Linked DNA regions of Homo sapiens: all the other regions are linked to region 1. A link is a loop called in an ENCODE intact Hi-C map of the cell type or tissue named here. Cell type or tissue: MCF 10A. All regions are shown on one strand. Region 1 holds the start of TRQ-CTG5-1 (tRNA-Gln (anticodon CTG) 5-1). Region 2 holds the start of TRR-ACG2-2 (tRNA-Arg (anticodon ACG) 2-2). Region 3 holds the start of TRR-ACG2-4 (tRNA-Arg (anticodon ACG) 2-4). Region 4 holds the start of TRS-TGA2-1 (tRNA-Ser (anticodon TGA) 2-1).

Region 1 (5,000 bases):
ATTCTTACGCAAAACAAGTTCTTTCCACCTTCATATGGAGAACCTTTTACAGTTTAATGATCGTGCCCAGCGCCCGTGTGTCCAGTCTTGAGTGTCATCGTTCCTCCGTATCCATTCTAGCTTTCCAACTACAGTGAATTTTTTTTCTCCCCAAGCTCCATGCTCTCCTTCTCATTTTCCACCCTCAGCACTCTTTTAACTCTTCTCTTTGCCCTCACTTCACCTGCCTTAGTTCATTACTCATTCCTCAGATCTCATGTTAGGCCTTACAGTCCTTCTTACTGAAGGCTAAGCAGCTGAAAATTGAGGCGGCGGGGTGGGGTGGGGGGAATCCTTTTTCTGCTGCCAATGTATTTCTTTTCTGTTTCTGCCACAGAATTTTATCCCAATATTATGTATTTTTATGCTTAAAAACGCTATCATAACTGACAGCAACGGAAAATACTTATATAAATTGAAACCTCTAATTTTTTTTTTATGTCCATTGACCATAAATCCCCAAGAGTTTCACCGTTTTTCTTCTGGTTTGAATTACCTTTACATTCAATGGTGGCACACAATAACAAACACAAATCAACGATTTTGGTAAGTAATTTAGAATACACGAAAAGTAGAGTTGCATTGGAAATGCATCTTTTAGTGAAATGGCTGTTAATATTTTTTTCTCCATCAATTCATTGTCCGCGGATAAATACTTCTTATAGCCGGAATAAGAAAGGTTCAGTGGAATTAACAACAAAAAGATCAGTAGATTGTGGTTTTGAATAAGTCCGAGCCTTCCAAAAGGTGTTTTTATGATTATTTAAGGTGCATTATTTAAAGTGGAATCTTCAACACATTCTCATTACGTTTATCTAAATTTAATAAATAAATTTTAGCAATAAATAAAAGTGATGGCGAGCAGGAGATTTGGGAGGACGTAAAATATATAACTTTACGGATATCCATATTTGTATTTGTATTCATATTTGATAAAAGTCCAAGAATTTTCCTACGAGTCTCAATAATTGTAAAAAAAAATGAAAACACTAACTTTCCATGGCCCAATATGTACGTTCCGTTTTGTTAAAAATGGAATGTTATTAGTCGGAAGTAAATGAGGAATTTGTCAGTTCCTTCATAAAATCGTGTAAAATACGCAATTGAGACACACATCTCTGTGTCTTGTTTACAGAAGACTTTGGAGACACCAGCATTTCCAGTTGTTCTGTCACGGTAAGATATTATCTAAAAGGCGAGAATGATTTGCAGGGGAAGATGGAAGTAGGGAGCATTCACATCCCATAGGGAGCTAGTGCGCGGTAGGGGAGACACATATGGGGAAATGTTTCTTTGTAGCCTCTAGGATCTCGTGGTCTCCGGCCCAGCAACCCTGTCGCTAAGCTTCTCGGCTGCACCGGGCGCTGGCTTCTCTGACATTCCTTAGCGCAAGAGCTTTTTCCTGTTCACATTCCCTGCCTTCTCTCCTCGCTCACAGCTTTCTTCTTTCGTCCCCGCCTCTCTCCAAAACCAAACCGCCCCAGCAATTTCCGGGTGACTGAACTTCTACAATCTGTCTAAGAGGGTCCGAGCTCTGAAACCCCTTCTTCAGGAGCTTGTCCATGCCCAGACGGAAATGCCAAGAAAGCCGAGTTGCTGAGCGCCCAGCAATGAGCTCAGGGAACCCTCACTAGGAAACGCTGCGGGAGGTTGGTGGCTGGGGAGATTGGCGGGGAGAGGGCGTAGAGTAAACTCTGTTATCCTGGGAAAGGGAGTCTTTTCAGCTCATTTCCCCCTCTTCTCTGTCCAAGTAAAACTTGCTTGTGCAAACTCGAAACAGCATCTATCTCTATTGACTATTGACTATCGCCAGTTGTATCTTTCCCGTCACCTGTTCTATCTGCCCAGCCCTCACAAGTTGAGCTTCTATCCCCTTGTGGTCTTGTCTGAGGACAGTTTTCTCTCGGCTTCGGCGACTGTCACCTCTCCCAGACCCATTTAGTGGGTAAGTCCTTTCCTCAGTTTCCATCCCAGCTTTTCTCTGTTCGTGACTATCACCAAATTTCCTTTCTCTCTTCTCACTAGCCTCCTATCTATTGTCTCCTCACTTGTTTGCAGATCTTTTCTGGAGACTTTGATTTGCAGTTCCAGCAGGACTCGAGCGACTGCCTCGTGCATTTCCTTTTGAGGCTTCTCTCTTTTTTCTCCAAAGAACAAATTGTGCGCAGCAAAAAGAAAGTTATTATTTGGTTGGCAGCTAAAGATACTCCGCTCAAGAGATGTGACGTGGAAATACCAGGAATAAAATTTGGTCGAGTGATTTGTATGAGCAACAGTATAGATTGTGGAGAGACGATGGGGATTTGACTGCAGAGGACTAAATCCAAGGTTCCACCGAGATTTGAACTCGGATTACCGGATTCAGAGTCCAGAGTGCTAACCATTACACCATGGAACCTGAAGCTGAACTAGCATTTCCTAAAGTCATAGGTGACCTATTTCTCCACTTTAGGTTCCTTCCCTCCGCCCCATAGTTTGGGTGATGGGTGCATTCTGCTTTTCCTCTTGGAGGATTAAGTCAAGAAGACGCTTACCTGCCACATGCCTACATTCAACACCTTTTACACCACAGTCTTAATGGAAAACGTTGACTTCCAACTGTCAGGAGTCCTCTAATCCTAAACCACTCCTTTCAAGTGCTTTAGGAGCTTGGCGCCCCGGGCCTCGGCCTCTATTTCATCAATGGTAGACAAGTGAGATTGTTAAACAAGACTGTGTGCCAGGTGCCAGGCACACAGTATGCCAGGTTACCGTGTGCCAGTTTTTGTGACAAGTGTTTTCTATTGTTACCTTACCTGTGAGGCTCACAACCACGCTGTGAGATGGGACCCATAATCTCTATTTTACAGGTGAGAAATTTGAGTCAGATACCTGAGATGCTTTACTCCTTTTCGTTATAGATCTAATTATTTTCTCAAAAATCGTTTTTACCAGGGTAACATGTAGCGTTTTTAAGGACACGTTATGGAAAGATTTTACCGAAGTCACAGGGGAGCCACTTTGCTGTTTACAGAAAGCTGAAATAAATGCACTTGAACTACTGGGTTAGAGGAAGATCCCAGCAACCCTAGGATAGCAACTCAGGGAAAGAAGGGGAAGGGTAGACAAAGGTCCCTCTGGAGTTTCCCAGGACAGTGCATAGCTCCCCTGGTCCTTCCACTGCCCTTCACCAATGAGAAATATGTGCAGGGTAAACTTCCAAACGGACACAAAGAAAACTCCCTGCTTCTCCCTCGCATATCCCTTTGTGACACACACAGGAGCCCATGTGAAAACACAAACACAGACACACACACACACACACACACACACACAGAATCGGTTTCTGTGAACAAAACAAAACAAAAAGTCTGTGTTCCTTGTTTAAAGTGATAGCTTCCTCACAGGACAATGTCGTCTGTCAGTTAAATTCGAAAGGGTTTTCAGAGACACATATCCACAACCTTCTAAGGATTTATTCTCTTTATCTTGTGTCTCTACAATTTGAGAAAGAAGGTAGGTTTCAGGACTAATTTGGAAGGAAAATCTGAAATCAAATAAGCTTTATTTTTTTAAAAAAAATGCCAGTTATTTTTCCACTCCTTGAACTCTTCCCCGCCCCCCCCCCCTTTCATTAAGCAGGCTCCCAGTCTTGGAGGTCTCTGCTCTGAACAGCTTTCTGTCCCCAACCCTTATTCCTGGAGGAAACAGAAAGAACATTTAAAAAAAGAAGAAGAAGAAGAAGAAGATTATTACCTGGGGAGATGTAGCATTTCAGATGATTCGGAAACGAACTTAGGTTCTAGGTTCGTTAAGAAATGGGGACGGTTAATTTGAATCATCTTAGAGCATGAAAACCAAATTTCTCGAGGGGGGAAAAAGCCAAAGGCCCGTACGGGGATCGAAACCTCGACCCTGGCATTAGTAGCAGCACGCTCTAACCAACTGAGCTAACCGGCCGACCGCAAATCTGTGCTTTTGTTATTCATCTCACCCGCATCCTCGCCCCTTCTCCGTGAAAGTATTAAATTCTTCAACGTAATTCCTGTTTGTCTTACAGGGAGGAACAATTTCTTAGTTGCTTTAGAGTCTTAATAGAAATAACGAGAAATTTCCTCTTAACGCAAAAACAAAGCAAAATGGCTGTATTCGTAGACTTGAAAGAGGACGCTTAAACATTTCAAACTGTGGCTAATGGCCCAGCAATTTATGGAAATATTTGCTGCCTTCTGAATGTCTAGTCAATACATGCAGACAATGAATCAGATTCGGTGAAATATTAATGAGTCTTTGCTTCGTAAAAGCCGCTCACTAATACAACATACAAATTGGTACTTGAAGGATATTCCCAACGAGTCTGATTCTCGATGGTCCCATGATCGAGATCGTCCCAGGTTTCTTATGTCTAGATCCTCAATTTGGGAGTCTTCCTATGTGTTCCTTCAGATTCCTAAAGTGACCTCAAATCAAAGGTCGCTTCGAAGACCTTGGTATTGAAAAATGCTAGAAATGTGGTTCTAGTCACCATTCCAGGGGCCGTTAAACCCAATCGTTGTCTACTCAGCCATTGTTTCCCAAAAGCTTTACCATTGTTTTTAATGTCTTGTTTATCGTTCCAGAGATTTTGAATACATAGACAAAGTTACACAAGTGTTTTCTTTTTTCTCTTCATGAATAGTGGCATTTTATACACTTTTTAAGTCCCTTGCCTTTTTAAATTTTTACTTACAATGTACTTTTGCAAACTTTCCATATCAGAATAGACAAGTTTTCTTCATTCTTTTAAAAATATGTATAGTATTACATATACTATACACGTGTATACCTATGTAACAAACCTGCATGTTCTGTATATGTACCCCAGAATTTAAAGTATAATAATTTAAAAAATATATGTGTAGTAGTTGGCCAGGAGCAGTGGCTCACGCCTGTAATCACCGCACTTTGGGAGGCCGAGGTGGGCGGATCATCTGGGTCAGTAG
Region 2 (5,000 bases), 81 kb after region 1:
GCTGGCATTACAGGCGTGAGCCACCACGCCCCGCCTAAAAATACAAAAATTAGCCGGGGGTGGCGGCGGACACCTGTAGTCACAGCTATTCCGGAGGCTGAGGCACGAGAATGGCTTACACCTGGAGGCGGACGTTGCAGTAAGCCGAGATGGAGCCACTGCACTCCAGCCTGGGCGACAAAGGGAGATCCAGACTCAAAAGAAAAGAAAAAAAGTCGGTAGGTCAATATTGTTTTTTAAATTTGGATTTAAAAAATTAAGATATAATTAACATAACATAAAATCCAACTTTTGAAGGTGTACAATTCACTGCTTTTTAGTGTATTCACAGACTTGTGCAACTATCACCATTATCTAATTTCAAACCATTCTCATCATCCCAAACAAACTCCGTACTCATTCCCCTCTTTCTCCAGCCCCTGGCAAATATTAACACTTTCTACCTTTACAGATTTGTCTATTCTAGACATTTTCTATAAATTGAATCATACAATATGTAGCTTTTCGTGTTTGGCTTCTTTTCCTTAGCATAATATTTTCAAGGTTCATTCACTTTGTAGCACGTATTGTAACTTTATTTTATTTTATTTTATTTATTTATTTTGAGACAGTGTCTCGCTCTACAGCCCAGGCTGGAGTGCAGTGGCGCCATCTCGGCTAACTACAACCTCCACCTCCCGGGTTCAAGAGATTCTCCTGCCTCAACTTTCCGAGTAGCTGGGATTACAGGCGCGCATTACCATGTCTGGCTAATTTTTGTATTTTTAGTAGAGCCATGCTTAGTAGAGCTGTGTTGGCCAGGCTGGTCTCGAACTCCTGACCTCAGGTGATCCGCCCTCCTCGGCCTCTCAAAGTGCTGGGATTACAGACGTGAGCCACCATGCCCGGCCTAGAACTTTACTTCTTTTTGTTGTCGAATGTTTGAATTTTTTGAGTTGTCTTTCCAGAGATCTCTTTGAACCAACCCATTTCTCAGTATCAGTTGGGAAAAAAAAAGAAAGGGGAGATTTAAAAAATGCAATTTCCAGGCCGGGCGCGGTGGCTCACGCCTGTAATCCCAGCACTTTGGGGAGGCCAAGGAGGGCGAATTGCCTGAGATCTGGAGTTTGCGACCAGCCTGGGCAACACGGTGAAACCCCTGTCTCTACTAAAATACAAAAAATTAGCCAGGCCTGGCGGCGTCAGCCTGTAGTACCAGCTATTTGGGAGGCTGAGGCAGGAGAATTGCTTGAACCCGGGAGGCAGAGGTTGCAGTGTGCCGAGATGCAGCCAGTGCGCTCCAGCCTGGGCGACAGAGCGAGACTCCGTCTCAAAAAAAAAAAGAAAAAAAGCAATTTCCGAAGAGACTTAAGGTCTCAAATTTCAGTTTGATACTTAACTTTAAACCAGACTTAAAGGTCACGATTGTGATGTGCAGCAGTACGGTGCAAGGTGAAGAGCCAGATCAGATGAATTTTCTTTCAAAGGACTTTAAGAACCGGTTTCTGTCATCAGTTTGAAAACACACAGGATATTTTTCTTAAAAAAAAAAAAAAAAAAAGCCAAGATTAACACCCGAGCCAGCCAGGAGTCGAACCTAGAATCTTCTGATCCGTAGTCAGACGCGTTATCCATTGCGCCACTGGCCCTCGGTTGCGCTTTTGACTACTGGCCACTCAGTCTGCGTCTGTCGATTATCTATCATTGATGTACCCGCTTTTTGTTTTTGTTTTTGTTTTTTAATGAGACAGAGTCCTGCTCTCTCGCCCAGTCTAGAGTGCACTGGCGCGATCTCGGCTCACTGCAACCTCCGCCTCTCGGGTTCAAGCGATTCTCCTGCCCCAGCCTCTTGAGTATCTGGGATTACAGGCGCGCGCCACCACTCCCGGCTGATTTTTGTATTTTTAGTAGAGACGGGGTTTCACCATGTCGGCCAGGCTGGTCTCCAGCTCCTGACATCAGGTGATCCGCCCGCCTCGGCCTCCCAAAGTGCTGGGATTACAAGCGTGAGCCACCGCCCCCTTGTGTCTATTGCACTTGTGAAAGCTTCATTAATTTATGCAGTCGGTGCATCTGCTCATTCATTAAATAATTTCATTTTTTAAACATACTTGTGTTGGATACTGATGCTTTGTGTGGAACAGTGATCAGAGATCCAAATACTTTAAAAATTTTGAGATAATGAAAAAGAAAATGGAATACTTTCTTGAGGTACACATCATATGTTTTCCATTTCATTCTCCAAAGAACCATAACAAAAGAAACATAACCAAAGAATCCTTACAGAGAAAATAATTTCATACTTTATGCAACAGAAAAGACATTAAGAAACATCTCCCAGGCCGGGCGCCGTGGCTTACGCCTGTAATCCCAGCACTTTGGGAGGCAGGTTGATCACTTGAGGTCAGGAGTTCGACACCAGCCTGGCCAACATGGTGAAACCCTGTCTCTATTAAAAACACAAAAAATTAGCCTGGCGTGGTGGCGCGCGCCTGTAATCCCAGCTCATCGAGAGGCTGAGGCAGGAGAATCGCTTGAGCCGGGGAGGCGGAGGTTGCAGTCAGCCGAGATCGCGCCACTCCACTCCAGCCTTGGTGACAGAAGGAGACTCCGTCTCATAAAGAAAAAAAAACGAAAAGAAAAGAAAAAAAGAAAGAAGTGGGCACATCAAGTAAACAAATGTCAACGACAGTAACTCTATTATGTACATGATGTTCCAAAGCAGAAAATTTCTTTATAAATATAAATATCTGAAGGGAGTGAAACTTATTTAAATTGACCACAAAGACAATCGCGCTTTGCTAGAATCCACAGTCTTGTTCAATGTACGCCTGGTTGTATTGCAAACCAACTATTTTCTTAGTGATCCTAATGAAGAATAGATAATCGAGAGACCCACAACGACGGGCCAGTGGCGCAATGGATAACGCGTCTGACTACGGATCAGAAGATTCTAGGTTCGACTCCTGGCTGGCTCGGAGGCTTATTTTCTTCCCCCCCCCACACACGAATTCTCGCTCTTGTCCCCCAGGCTGGAGGGCAATGGCGCGATTTCGGCTCACTGCAACCTCCGCTTCCCGAGTTCAAGCAATTCTCTTGCCTCAGCCTCCCGAGTAGCTAGTAATACAGGCGCCTGCCACCACGCTCGGATAATTTTTGTATTTTAAGTAGAGACGGGGTTTCACCATGTCGGCCAGGCTGGTCTCGAACTCCTGACCTAAGGTGATCAGAGCGCCTCGGCCTCCCAAAGTGCTTGGATTACAGACATGAGCCACCGCGCCCGGCCTTTTTTTTTTTTTTTTTTTTAATTTTTAAAGAAAAATATCATCCTGTGTGTTTTCCGTTTTTTCTTTTTTTTTGAAATGGAGTTTCGCTCTTGATGACCAGGCTGGAGTTCAATGGGGCAATCTCGGCTCACCGCAACCTTTGTCTCCCGGGGTCAAGCGATTCTCCTGACTCAGCCTCCCGAGTAGCTGGGATTACAGGCATGCGCCACCCACGCCTGTCTAATTTTGTATTTTTAGTAGAGACAGAGTTTCTCCATGTTGGTCAGGCTGGATTCGAACTCCCGATCTCAGGTGATCCGCCCACCTCAGCCTCCCAAAGTGCTGGGATTAGAAGCGTGAGCCACCGCCCCCTTGTGTCTATTGCACTTGTGAAAGCTTCATTAATTTATGCAGTCGGTTCATCTGTTCATTCATTAAATAATTTCATTTTTTAATATACTTATGTTGGATACTGATGCTTTGTGTGGAACAGTAGAGATCAAAATACTTTAAAATTTTGAGATAATGAAAAAGAAAATGGAATAAAATACATTCTTGGGGTATACATCATATGTTTTCCATCTCATTCTCCAAAGAATCATAACAAAACAACCATAACCACAAAACCATTACAGAGGAAGTAATTTCCTCTGTAATTATAAGACTCTATGCAACAGAAAAGATTTTAAGAAACATGTCTCAGGCTGGGTGCGATGGCTAACGCCTGTAATCCCAGCACTCCAGGAGGCCGAGGTGGGTGGATCACCTGAGGTCAGGAGTTCGACACCAGCCTGGCCAACATGGTGAAGCCCCGTCTCTACCAAAAACACACACAAAAATTAGCCGGGCGTGGTGGCACATGCCTGTAATCCAGCTCGGGAGGCTGACGCGGGAGAATCGCTTGACCCCGGGAGGCAGAGGTTGCAGTGAGCCTAGATCGCGCCATTGCACTCCAGCCTGGGCAACAAGAATGATACTCCGTCTCAAAAAAAAAAAAAAAGAAAAAGAAAAAGAAAAGAAAAAAGAAAGAAAGAAACATCTTCCTTCCCCAAATTAGGTAAATTGATATAATAATTCAAGAAAGGTAAACATTTTGGCTGGGCACAGTGGCTCACACCAGCACTTTGGGAGGCCTAGGCGGGAGGATCGCTTAAACCCAAGATTTAGAGAACAGCCTGGGCAACATAGCGAGACACGGCGCTGCTCCCCACCCCTCCCCCGCCCTGCCCGTCTCAAAAGAAAAAAAATGGTAAACATTTTAACAACAAAATTCATTTAGCAACCTAGAAACTTGGAGTTAATATAAATATAAAGTTAAATTATAACAGTCATCATTAGATAAATTGGCTAAATATTATTTAAGGACTCAATGTAGGCGAAATAGGCATGTGAAAATGCAAAAGTATTTATAAACGGGGGTGGGTGGTCCTCTCCTCTGAAAGTGAGAAGCTCGGTAGTTTTGGGCCCCATTGCAGCCACAGTGCACAGCGCCTTTATCCCGACTCCTTCCTTGTAGCCTTGGCTAAGTTGTGTATCCGCCTTTTGTCTCAATTTCCTCATTTCTATTCACTGCTTTTTTTGTTGGTTTTGTTTTTTTGTTTTTGCTTTTTTTTTTGGACAGGAAGTAGGATTTACGGCGAGTATTAAGAGGAGGCAGCACAGTGGAAGCCCTCATGAATGCAAAGCCCTCCCTTGTCCAGAGGGCCACGATCGGGGATGTACTTGATCCCACAGCCATCTGGGATGAGCTGCTTC
Region 3 (5,000 bases), 380 kb before region 1:
TTTGCTGGGCGAGGTGGCACGCGCCTGTAGTCCCAGCTACTCCGGAGGCTGAGGCAGGGGAATTGCTTGAACCCAGGAGGTGGAGGTTGCAGTGAGCTGAGATCTCGCCACTGCACTCCAGCCTGGGCAACAGAGCGAGAGACTCCGTTTCAAAAAAAAAAAAAAAAACCTAAGACAGTTGCTCATAAAGAAAGCAAGAAAGCAACAAAGCTAAGACTCCCACTCAGAGAGTGGGCAGTACTTCCTCTCGCTAGGGGCAGGTCAAAAGGAGGACTCCCACGGGAGCCTAGCTTGGGTCCCAGTTGGCAGAAAAATATAAACAGATGTTCTGTTGGGCGACTCGAATAATTCTTATTTTTATATACAATCTTTCAGAAAAGAACTATAATAATTATGATGTGATACTATTCTAGAGAATAACTAATTGATATTTTTACTTTATTAACCTTTTTTCTTGTGTGCATACAAACATGCACATATACACAGTTTTGGAGGAAAAGACAGTTATAGTTCATAGTTTACTATAAATGCTTATCATCCAACTCAATAGAAATTTTCTACAAATGCGTATCATACAATTCGAGAGAAATCTATGTGCTCCAGAATGTACAAAAGTTATGCAATGTTCCAAAGAGTGTCATTGTCACCTCTGGTTTTTTGTTTTCTTTAAAGACAAGGTTTCACTCTGTCATCCTAGTGCAGTGATGTGATTATGGCTCATTGCAACCTCTGACTCCCAGGCTCAAGCAATCCTTCCACATCAGCCTCCCAAGTAGCTGGGGCTACAGGCGTGTTCCACCACACATGACTAAGCAATCACATTTTAGATAAAACATCAAAGATATGTCCCATGAAAGAAGTAATAAACGTCATTAAAATTTAAAATTCTACTCTGCTAGAGATAATATCAGAAGAGTGAGAAGACACAGATTAAAGAAAATATTTGCAAAAAGCTTATGTAATGAACAACTTATTCAAAATATGCAAAGGACTCTTAAAACTAAACAGCAGGAACACAACCCAATAAAAAAATAGGCTAAAGACCCTAACAGATATTGCTAAAGAAGATATACAGATGGCCAATGAGCATAAGAAAAGATGCTCCACATTATATGTAAACAGACAGATGTATTATTGTTTTAATTGTATTATACCACTCACTACCCACCTATTAGAATGGCCAAAATCTGGAACACTGACCACACCTACACTGGTGAGGTTATGGAGCAACAGAAACTCTCATTCATTGTTGGTGGGAATGAAAAATGGTACAGCTACTTTGGAAGACAGTTTGGTGGTTTCTTACAACACTAGACATACTTTTATTATATGATCCAGCAATCACACCCCTTGGCAACTATGCAAAGGAGCTGAAAACATGTCTACACAAAACCTGCACATAAATGTTTATAGAAGCTTTATTCATAATTGCCAAAAGTTGGAAGTAACCAATATGTCTTTCAGTAGGTAAATGAATAAATATACTACGGTACCTCAGACAATGGAATATTATTCAGCCCTAAAAATAAATGAGTTATTAAAGCATGAAAAGACACGGAGGAATCTTAAATGCTTATTACTAAGTGGAAGACAACCAGGAAAATTGTTACCCTAAAGTCAATTGAAGAAAGTGTTGTAAGAAGGAGAATGTATTAATAGCTGCAGCTATCCCAAGTAAGGTGAGGACTGGGAAATGATTTTAGCCATGTGGAGATAATCGGCGACCTTGTCAAGGCATTATAGGATCACTGACAGTCCTTCAGAGGCTGGTAGGTGGATTAATGTGGTGATAGATGTGCGTGGAAGGTCTCTTCTGATTGTGAAGTAGGAAGTAAAGTCATCAATTGAACACAAGGATGGGAGAGGAGGTGTTGGAGCATTGGCATGAGAGATATGAAATAGTGACTTATTTTTTTTTTTTTTGAGACGGAGTCTCACTGTCTGTCACCCAGGCTGGAGGGCAGTGGCGCCATCTCAGCTCACTGCAACTCCGCCTCCCAGGTTCAAGTTATTCTCCTGCCTCAGCCTCCCGAGTAGCTGGGATTACAGGCGCGAGCCATCACATCTGGCTTTTTTTTTTTTTTTTTTTTAGTAGAGATGGGGTTTCGCCATGTTGGCCAGGCTGGTCTCGAACTCCTAACCTCAGGTGATCTCCCCCCCCGCCTCGGCCTCCAAAGTGCTAGGATTACAGGCTTGGACCACTGCATCCGGCTGAAACAGTGACTTAGAACAAGAGGATTGGGAGTGGACTAATCTAATCGCGTATGGTACAATTTGCCTGGTAGCCTTGAGCACCTACTTGACATTCATTGTCATGAATTTAAAGTGAGGTCTGTCAACTGATTGTTTTTCTTCCGCCATGTTTAGCTGCCCTGGTTGTGGCTTTGCCAAAGGAGTACAAAGTGAGAGAGGCAGGGAAATTGAGAGTGCAGCAAGAACGTGACTCTAACATGTGCTGGGTAAAGAGAGAAGAAAATTCATGAACTGGAGGGAGGAATAGGGAACAGACAACTGAGTCTCCGGGGATTTGTTCCAGCAACAAAAGCAGCCACTAAGCACCAAATAAGTTTCTGATGCATAGAGAGTCAGATAACAAGTAAAGATTAAGACACTATTATGTTTCCCAGGAACTTCTTATTGAAAGAGAGAGACAAATATATAAAAAGTGACAAATACAAACACGGAAGCATTAACCTGCCGTGGGAACATTAAAAAGCGAGAGAGTCAAAGAGCCTAACACGACTTCCTCTGAAACAAAAAGTGTCCTCGGAGCTGTGATGGCCGAGTGGTTAAGGTGTTGGACTCGAAATCCAATGGGGGTTCCCCGCGCAGGTTCAAATCCTGCTCACAGCGTCGCCATTTTCTGGTTAGATTTCCAATTTGCTACTTTCATCAGTTAGCTTTCATTAGTTCACTAGGATAGAAAGTTGTGAGTGCTATCGCTGTGGCTTTTACAGCGCGCGCACACTTGTGGAAATGTACATCAAGAAATATGTACATTTGAAGGCCGGGCGCGGTGGCTCACTTCTGCAATCCCCGCACTTGGGGAGGCCGAAACGGGCGGATCATTTGAGGTCAGGGGTTGGAGACCAGCCTGACCAACACGGTGAAACCCCGTCTCTACTAAAAATGCAGAAAAATTAGCCGGGCTTACTGGCGCACGCCTGTAGTCCCAGCTACTTGGGAGCCTGAGGCAGAAGAATCGCTTGAACCTGGGAGGCGAAGGTTGCAGTGAGCCGAGATCGCGCCACTGCACTCCAGCCTGGGAGACAGAGTGAGACTGTCTCAAAGAAAAAGAAGATACTAGTTGTCTTACATCTAATCATAATGGCAAATACAAGACAGGTGCAACGTTGAAAATATTAGGAATACAATTTCCCTTTTAGATTACTAGTATGACAGCTTTCTTAAAGCATTCTCAGGCAGCAATCTTTACTTTGTATTTGTCCTGATCTCACAGCTGGTGGGAGCCAAAAAAATTAGGATGATAACAATCCGTCATATGCATTAGTTGCTCTTCAAAGCGTTTTGTATAAACGAGGAAACAGAGGCACAAAGAGGATATATTTTGGCTTCTGACCACCTTCTTAAACCCATACGAAACTTCGTCTCCTTATAAGCACTTCTTCATTTTCCACTATTTTGCTTACTTTGAACAGCTATGCAAGTAAAGTTCCTTTTTCTAAGTTTCTATGTCAAATGTGATTCTGAAAAATGTGTACTTTCCCGAATTCTTGACTCCTCGTTAAATTTGAGTGTCTTCATCTGCTACTTTGAGTTGTAATACCATTTTACAATAAACTTCTCCCTAGTGAGTGGGTACTTGTTTTTTCCTTTTGGACGAGAAGAGGGAAAAACTATGATTAATACTTCCAGAAATGTATTACAAAGCACTTTACTTTTGGCAATATCTAAATTTAAAATAATACATATTGCTCATTACTGATCCACATACATCATTAGTGCCCAATGTAAGTATATTAAAAATGAAATTCAGGCCAGACACGGTGGCTCACGCCTGTAATCCCAGCACTTCGGGAGGCCGAGGCGGGCGAGTCACCTGAAGTAGGAAGTTCGAGATCAGCCTGACCAACACGGAGAAACCCCGTCTTTACTAAAAATACAAAATTAGCCGTGCATGGAGGCACATGCCTGTAATCCCAGCTACTTGGGAGGCTGAGGCATGAGAATCACTTGAACCCAGGAGGCGGTGGTTGCAGTGAGCCGAGATCGCGCCGCTGCACTCCAGCCTGGGCAACAAGAGCGAAACTCCGACTCAAAAAAAAAAAAAAAAAAAAAAAAAATCAAATTCAGGTAAAAGCAGCTGATTGGCCTGAAAAATAAGTAACAAAAAGCTAAAAAGTAGGCACACACATGAAAGAGAAGATAGAAACACCAATATTGCTTTGAAGGAAAGACATTCATCTTAGCTCATATATAATGTTTCAAAGATGAAAAATGGTCATTATTTTCAATAAAGACACTTTATGTGAATGTCTATTATGCCAACAAACCACAAAAGAAAACATGCTTTCCTTGAATCAGTGTGGTTTGGGGTTTTAATCCCTACCTAAATAAAGAAACAATCTTTTTTTTTTCTGGCCCCAATAGTATAATACAATATAATTATGAAAAGAGTAACAGTTAAGACAGCGTTACAGGCAGGGGCCAGTGGCGCAATGGATAACGCGTCTGACTACGGATCAGAAGATTCTAGGTTCGACTCCTGGCTGGCTCGCTTGTGCTCTCACTTTTTCCTTCTTCAAAGCCGTATTAACAATCCTGTGAATGTCCTTTTCCAGAGTGGTGCTGTTACTTGAACGTGAAAGAGACAAGCGTCGAAAGAGCCAACTTACAGGATTTTGTTTCTACCTTTCATCTCATTCTCAACTGGAGAAAGGAGAAAGGAGAAAAAGACCATTAGAAAGCTTAAAAATCAAAGAAGCTTTAAAAAAATGTTTTTTCACGTATATCTTCTTCATCGGTATTTTTTTCCATTG
Region 4 (5,000 bases), 250 kb before region 1:
GGCCTGATATATTCCATGAATTCCTACAACTCCCGATAGCACACTTGATCTTAGTCAAACGGCCTAGAAGCTATGCAAGTCCCAATATATCTGCCTCTGGGTAAGGAGGCGGAATAGAATCCACTTTCCGGGATCACAGCTCACTACAGCCTCGACCTCCCCAGGCTCAGGTGATCTCAGGTAGCTAGGACGACAGGTGCGCCCCACCACAGCAGCGAAATTTTTGTTTGTTTGTTTTTTGGAGGGAGACAGGGTTTTCGCTGTTATGCCCAGGATGGTCTCGAACTCCTGGGCTCAGGCTATCCTTCCGCTTCTATCTCCCAAAGTACTGGGATTACAGGAGTGAGCCATCGGGCCCGTCCTGAAGGGATTGTTTCTTTCAATAATTTGTGAAGTCCACGGAAACATTTTGTCCCCTGAACATGATGGAGGAAGTAGGAAGTGCTGATAAACAGAATCTGCTCTTTGGGTCTTTATGCAGGAGAGCAGAGATTTTAATTACTACGAATGCAAAATCTGGGCAACTTTGTAATTCTTTCCTTTGTAGAGTTGTTTTTCTTTTCTTTTTTTTTTTTTTGTCGTTGTTGTTTTTACCTCACTTACTTCTAATATATGCAGCATAAGTACAATTTCTCTCCATCTCTGTGGCGAAGATAGTCTTTTACCTTTCTGTCAAACCAGTCGTACTGTGCATCCAAATGCTGTTGGCTGAAAAAGTATTTTTTGCTATCAGGCTTTAGTGTTCAGTAGCTTAAATGGTCTAATGTTGGCAAGCTCTTTATAAACTGTTAAGAAACACCCTACTCAAAAACAGACAAACTCCCGTAGACTGATGAGCGGTACGCCCTGCATCAAAGTATCGTATGCAAATCTGTGATTATTGGCAGTGTCATCTCTGAGAAACAGATAAATAAAGTTTATTTACGATAGATAGATAGATAGATAGATGGATAGATAGATAGATAGATAACTCAAGCGTCAAACACCCCATGGGCAGCAATATTACACCCCAGGCTAAACCCAGCGGCTTAAATCATACCACTTTGTGGACTCATTACCAGTAGAGACAGGATGAAGTCAGAATAGTGAACCAACTCTGAATGATAGGAGGTAGGTGGTGTTAATTCCCAGTACAGGTAGAAGACTGAGACGCCTGTTGGGTGCCGGGGTCTTGGAGCCAAAATCAAGAGATGAATTCAAGTTACAACTTACTGCCCTCTCGCTGTGAGACCTTGGCCATATGTATATGCCTGTGGACCTTCCAGTCTGTATAATGACTATGTTGTGAGGATTTACAAATTATAAGCCATGTAAAGACCTTGATGGTGATGTGTAGTAAGTACTTGAAAAATATGACCTGCTATTTATCCGTTTTGGGTACTAATAAATCTAACCCTGAATCTGCTAACAACTTGATAATTTGGGGGGTGCCCCCAGTGGAATTTACAAAACTTGAATTCACGACCCCATCTGGAAGTCCTCAGTTAAAATATCATTTCATTGTGCAGCATTGGGTAGTTTCTTCATCTGTAAAATGCAGATAAAAATATGCTGTTGGTGCTTAACTCATATCTTGGAACGTACTAAGTATTTAATGAAAATTACCTGTTAGTGGTAAAGCTTTTTGTGAATCCTGACTTCTTTTGAGTTGACAGTAGTTATGAGTATACCAAGGCGCTATTTGGTGCAGGAGAGGCTGAAGTCTTGCTGGCTGTGATCACAGGGATATATACCAGTTTTGAAGTAACGGCAACATAAGGTAGTCTCCATTCACTGAGTAAAGAGGATATTATCTGAATATGCAGTGGGAGGATTGTGTAGGAGAGCAGCAAATGGAGTACAAGAATTTGGGTAAGTTTTGAGGAAAGGCGGGAACTGCACCTGGTAAAACCGTAGTCGGCAGGATTCGAACCTGCGCGGGGAAACCCCAATGGATTTCAAGTCCATCGCCTTAACCACTCGGCCACGACTACCTACCTACGCCATCGCTGACGGCTGGGGTGAACTTATAATGGTTGAGTGGAGCGCTCGGAAATAGTTGGTCTTCAGTCTCGTCAGGGCCTCTGCTCACGAACGAAAGAGCTCATTCAGAGCACATCAATAACCAGAACATAGTGCATAGTGTTGCAATTCAACACAGGACTCCTAGACAAGCGACTCAAAGTTTCTGGGCGCTGGAGCTTGCCCGCTAGCTGCTGAAATCCGCGGACACCACGTTCACACCTAATTCTCACGAACCCGCAGAAAGGGAGTATTGAATTGAGAGTCCAAGCAACCTCAAGCCTCTGAATACCCATGGGAGAAGCAACGGGAATTAAATGAAGGCACGAGAGTGGGGGGTCATCTGCGTTTACGTACAGTTAAAATCTAAATCAGGAGCTTCTTCGATGACATTCAACTGACTTACTCTTCCGAAGGAACGGCTAAAACCGGACTGGAGCGGGCGTGCTAGCTGAGGAGGGAGCTTGTTTCTGTCCTAACTGGAAAAGATGACTCTGAAGAGGTCTCTGACTCTTCAGGTAAATATAATTCCCGTCAGTTCTGGTGAAGGACGCGAGACCATTCCCAAGAGCCAAGGCCTTCAGCCACCCGAGCCCGGGGAAAAGGAAGAACTCAGAACACAGGTTTCCAAATATCTTAGGGAGAGTCCAGCACAGAAAAACGCAAAAAGATGGAAACAAGTAAATGTCAGGATAAATCTAGCTAAATTAATAAGGTTGATTCTTGCTTCAGATACTACAGTATTGTCAGAGTGGAAAAATAAGGGGTAGACTTGAATCAGATTCCTTTTTAGACAAAAGTTAGGGGGAAAGTCTCGGAATTCTGGGAATGGAAGTGAGTCGGCCCCGCAGATACAAAGGGAAAGTGACCTCCATGACCGAGGCCGGCAATGTCTCTGATAGTGAAAGCGCGCCCACATTTGTTTTTCCCTCTAAAATAGTAAGAAATGTGTTCCCTTCGTTGGACTCTTGCAAATATTATTTGGTCTTATTACTGGGGCATTTGCTATATCTTCAATTTAGGTTAGAAACGGTTTGTAACCTTTGAAACAGTAAATTTATTTTCAAGTTATTTGTCCCTGGGCAGTCTTCGCAAAGTTTTGTCCTCTTACAGCAGCTTGTGCACCACCTGGGAACTTAGGAGAAATGCAAATTCTTGGGCTTGAACTCAGATCTCAGAATCAGAAACTGGAGTGGTGTGGTTCGTGTGGGGGGCGGGCGGGGCGCGGGGGAAGAGGAGGGTGTCTAGCAGTCTGTTTTAACAAGCCATCCTTCCGGTCGCGGAGGCTCACGCCTGTAATCCCAGCACTTTGGGAGGCTAAGGCGGGTGGATCATGAGGTCAGGAGATCGAGACCATCCTGGCTAACATGATGGAACCCCGTCTCTAATAAAAATACAAAAAAATTAGCCGGGCGTGGCGGCACGCGCCTGTAGTCCCAGCTACTAGGGAGGCTGAGGTAGGAGAATCTCTTGAACCTGGGAGGCGGAGGTTGCAGTGAGCCAAGATCGCGCCACTGCACTCTAGCCTGGGAGACAGAGTGAGACTCCATCTCAAAAAACAAACAAACAAACAAAAAACAAGTCATCCTGCTGGTACTGATGCCCACTGAAGTTTCAGAACCGCTCTCCTAGAGAAATAATCTTTTTATTTGTTTGTTTGTTTTATATTTTATAAATAGAAATGCGGCGCCTCACTGTGTTGACCAGCCTGGTCTTAAACTCCTTGTTCAAACCCCTGGTCTCAAGCCATTCTTCCATCTCCGCCTCCCAAAGTTCTGGGATTACAGGTGTGAGCCACTGCACCCAGCCAGGAAATAAGCTTAACCAAAGGAAGACATATACTATGCAGGAATCTTTATTTTTATTTCTAATTGTGATAGTGAAAAATAGATATTAAAATGAGAGTTGTTTATTATTATTATTGCTCCATCTGCCTAATAGGTCATTACCAAGCCACTAGAAACGACATGCTGGAAGACTGTAATAGTTCTGGGAAAATGCTTGTGACATAATGTTCACTGACAAAAGTAGGAGGCAATAAGCGTGACTTAATCTACGCAAAATTTTTGCAGGTAAAATCCTGCGGTGAACTCATAATGGATGCGTGGAGCGCTGAGAAGCAGTTGGTCTTCACAGTCTCGTGCAGGTCTCTCCTCATGAGTGAAAGAGCTCTTTCAGAACACAACAAGAACCAGAATATTGCACTTAGTGTTGCAATTCAATACAGGACTCCTAGACAAGCGACTCAAAGTTCCTGGGCGCTGGAGCTTGCCCACTAGCCACTGATATCCGCGGACATCACGTTCACACCTAATTCTCACGAACCCGCAGAAAAGGAGTATTGAATTGAGAGTCCAAGCAACCTCAAGTCTGTAAATGCCAATGGGAGAAGCAACGGGAAATAAGGGAACGCATGAGAGTGGGGAGTCATCTGCATTTAAGCACAATTAATATCTAAATCAGGAGCCTCTTCGATGGCGTTCAACTGACTTGCTCTTCCAAAAGAACGGCTAAAACTGGACTGGCGCGGGCTTGCGAGGTGAGGAGGGGGGCTCGTTTCTATCCTAACTGGAAAAGATGACTCTGGAGAGGTCTCCGACTCTTCAGCCAAACATGATTCCCGTAAGTTCTGGTGAAGGACGCGAGACCATTCCCAAGAGCCAAAGCCTCCAGCCACTCTAGCCCAGGGAAAGGGAGGAATTCAGAACACAGGTTTCCAAAAATCTTAAGGAGAGTCCAGCACAGAAAAATGCAAAAAGATGAAAACACATAAATGTCAGGATAAATCTAGGTAAATTAATAAGGTTGATTCTTGCTTCAGATACTACAAAATGGTTAGGATCAGCTAATTTTCCCCCAGTTGCATATTTCATATTTGTGGAGTACTCCTCCTTAAAAGGTAACATCCTGGTACATAGAGAAATGACAGTTTGGCTTACTGACAAATATTGGATGATGACAATTGCCTCGCCCTTTTAAGGCTTACTGTTGGCATACAC

Evidence for each region. A loop is a pair of places that touch in the nucleus more often than their neighbours do. Peaks named below come from ENCODE experiments on the same cell type or tissue, not always from the same donor. Only the 100,000 strongest peaks of a DNase experiment are listed, where the experiment ranks them.
Region 2: a loop joins it to region 1, with 6 times the contacts of the local background. A loop is called at or near these places in 3 of 110 quality-filtered maps.
Region 3: it touches region 1 in a loop (3-fold over the local background); 19 of 110 quality-filtered maps call a loop at or near these places.
Region 4: it touches region 1 in a loop (5-fold over the local background); 6 of 110 quality-filtered maps call a loop at or near these places.

Annotation. Positions count from the first base shown.
Region 1 is chr6:27,292,870-27,297,869 of GRCh38, reverse strand. It overlaps TRQ-CTG5-1 (tRNA-Gln (anticodon CTG) 5-1), which reads right to left and starts at 2,437; the gene lies at 2,366-2,437. It also overlaps the pseudogene TRS-ACT1-1. In MCF 10A, no CTCF peak of the experiment used is centred here; DNase peaks (open chromatin) are centred at 1,359, 2,399 and 3,969.
Region 2 is chr6:27,211,801-27,216,800 of GRCh38, reverse strand. TRR-ACG2-2 (tRNA-Arg (anticodon ACG) 2-2) reads left to right here and starts at 2,885; the gene lies at 2,885-2,957. It overlaps TRR-ACG2-3 (tRNA-Arg (anticodon ACG) 2-3), which reads right to left and starts at 1,628; the gene lies at 1,556-1,628. It also overlaps the pseudogene RPL10P2. RefSeq lists an enhancer at 1,158-1,658. In MCF 10A, CTCF peaks have their summits at 2,011 (motif pointing left) and 3,597 (motif pointing left); DNase peaks (open chromatin) are centred at 1,640, 1,970 and 2,870.
Region 3 is chr6:27,670,303-27,675,302 of GRCh38, reverse strand. It overlaps TRR-ACG2-4 (tRNA-Arg (anticodon ACG) 2-4), which reads left to right and starts at 4,666; the gene lies at 4,666-4,738. It overlaps TRS-CGA3-1 (tRNA-Ser (anticodon CGA) 3-1), which reads left to right and starts at 2,772; the gene lies at 2,772-2,853. In MCF 10A, no CTCF peak of the experiment used is centred here; DNase peaks (open chromatin) are centred at 2,892 and 4,722.
Region 4 is chr6:27,542,662-27,547,661 of GRCh38, reverse strand. TRS-TGA2-1 (tRNA-Ser (anticodon TGA) 2-1) reads right to left here and starts at 1,973; the gene lies at 1,892-1,973. RefSeq lists a silencer at 1,826-1,955 and enhancers at 2,056-2,105, 2,126-2,265. In MCF 10A, no CTCF peak of the experiment used is centred here; a DNase peak (open chromatin) is centred at 2,001.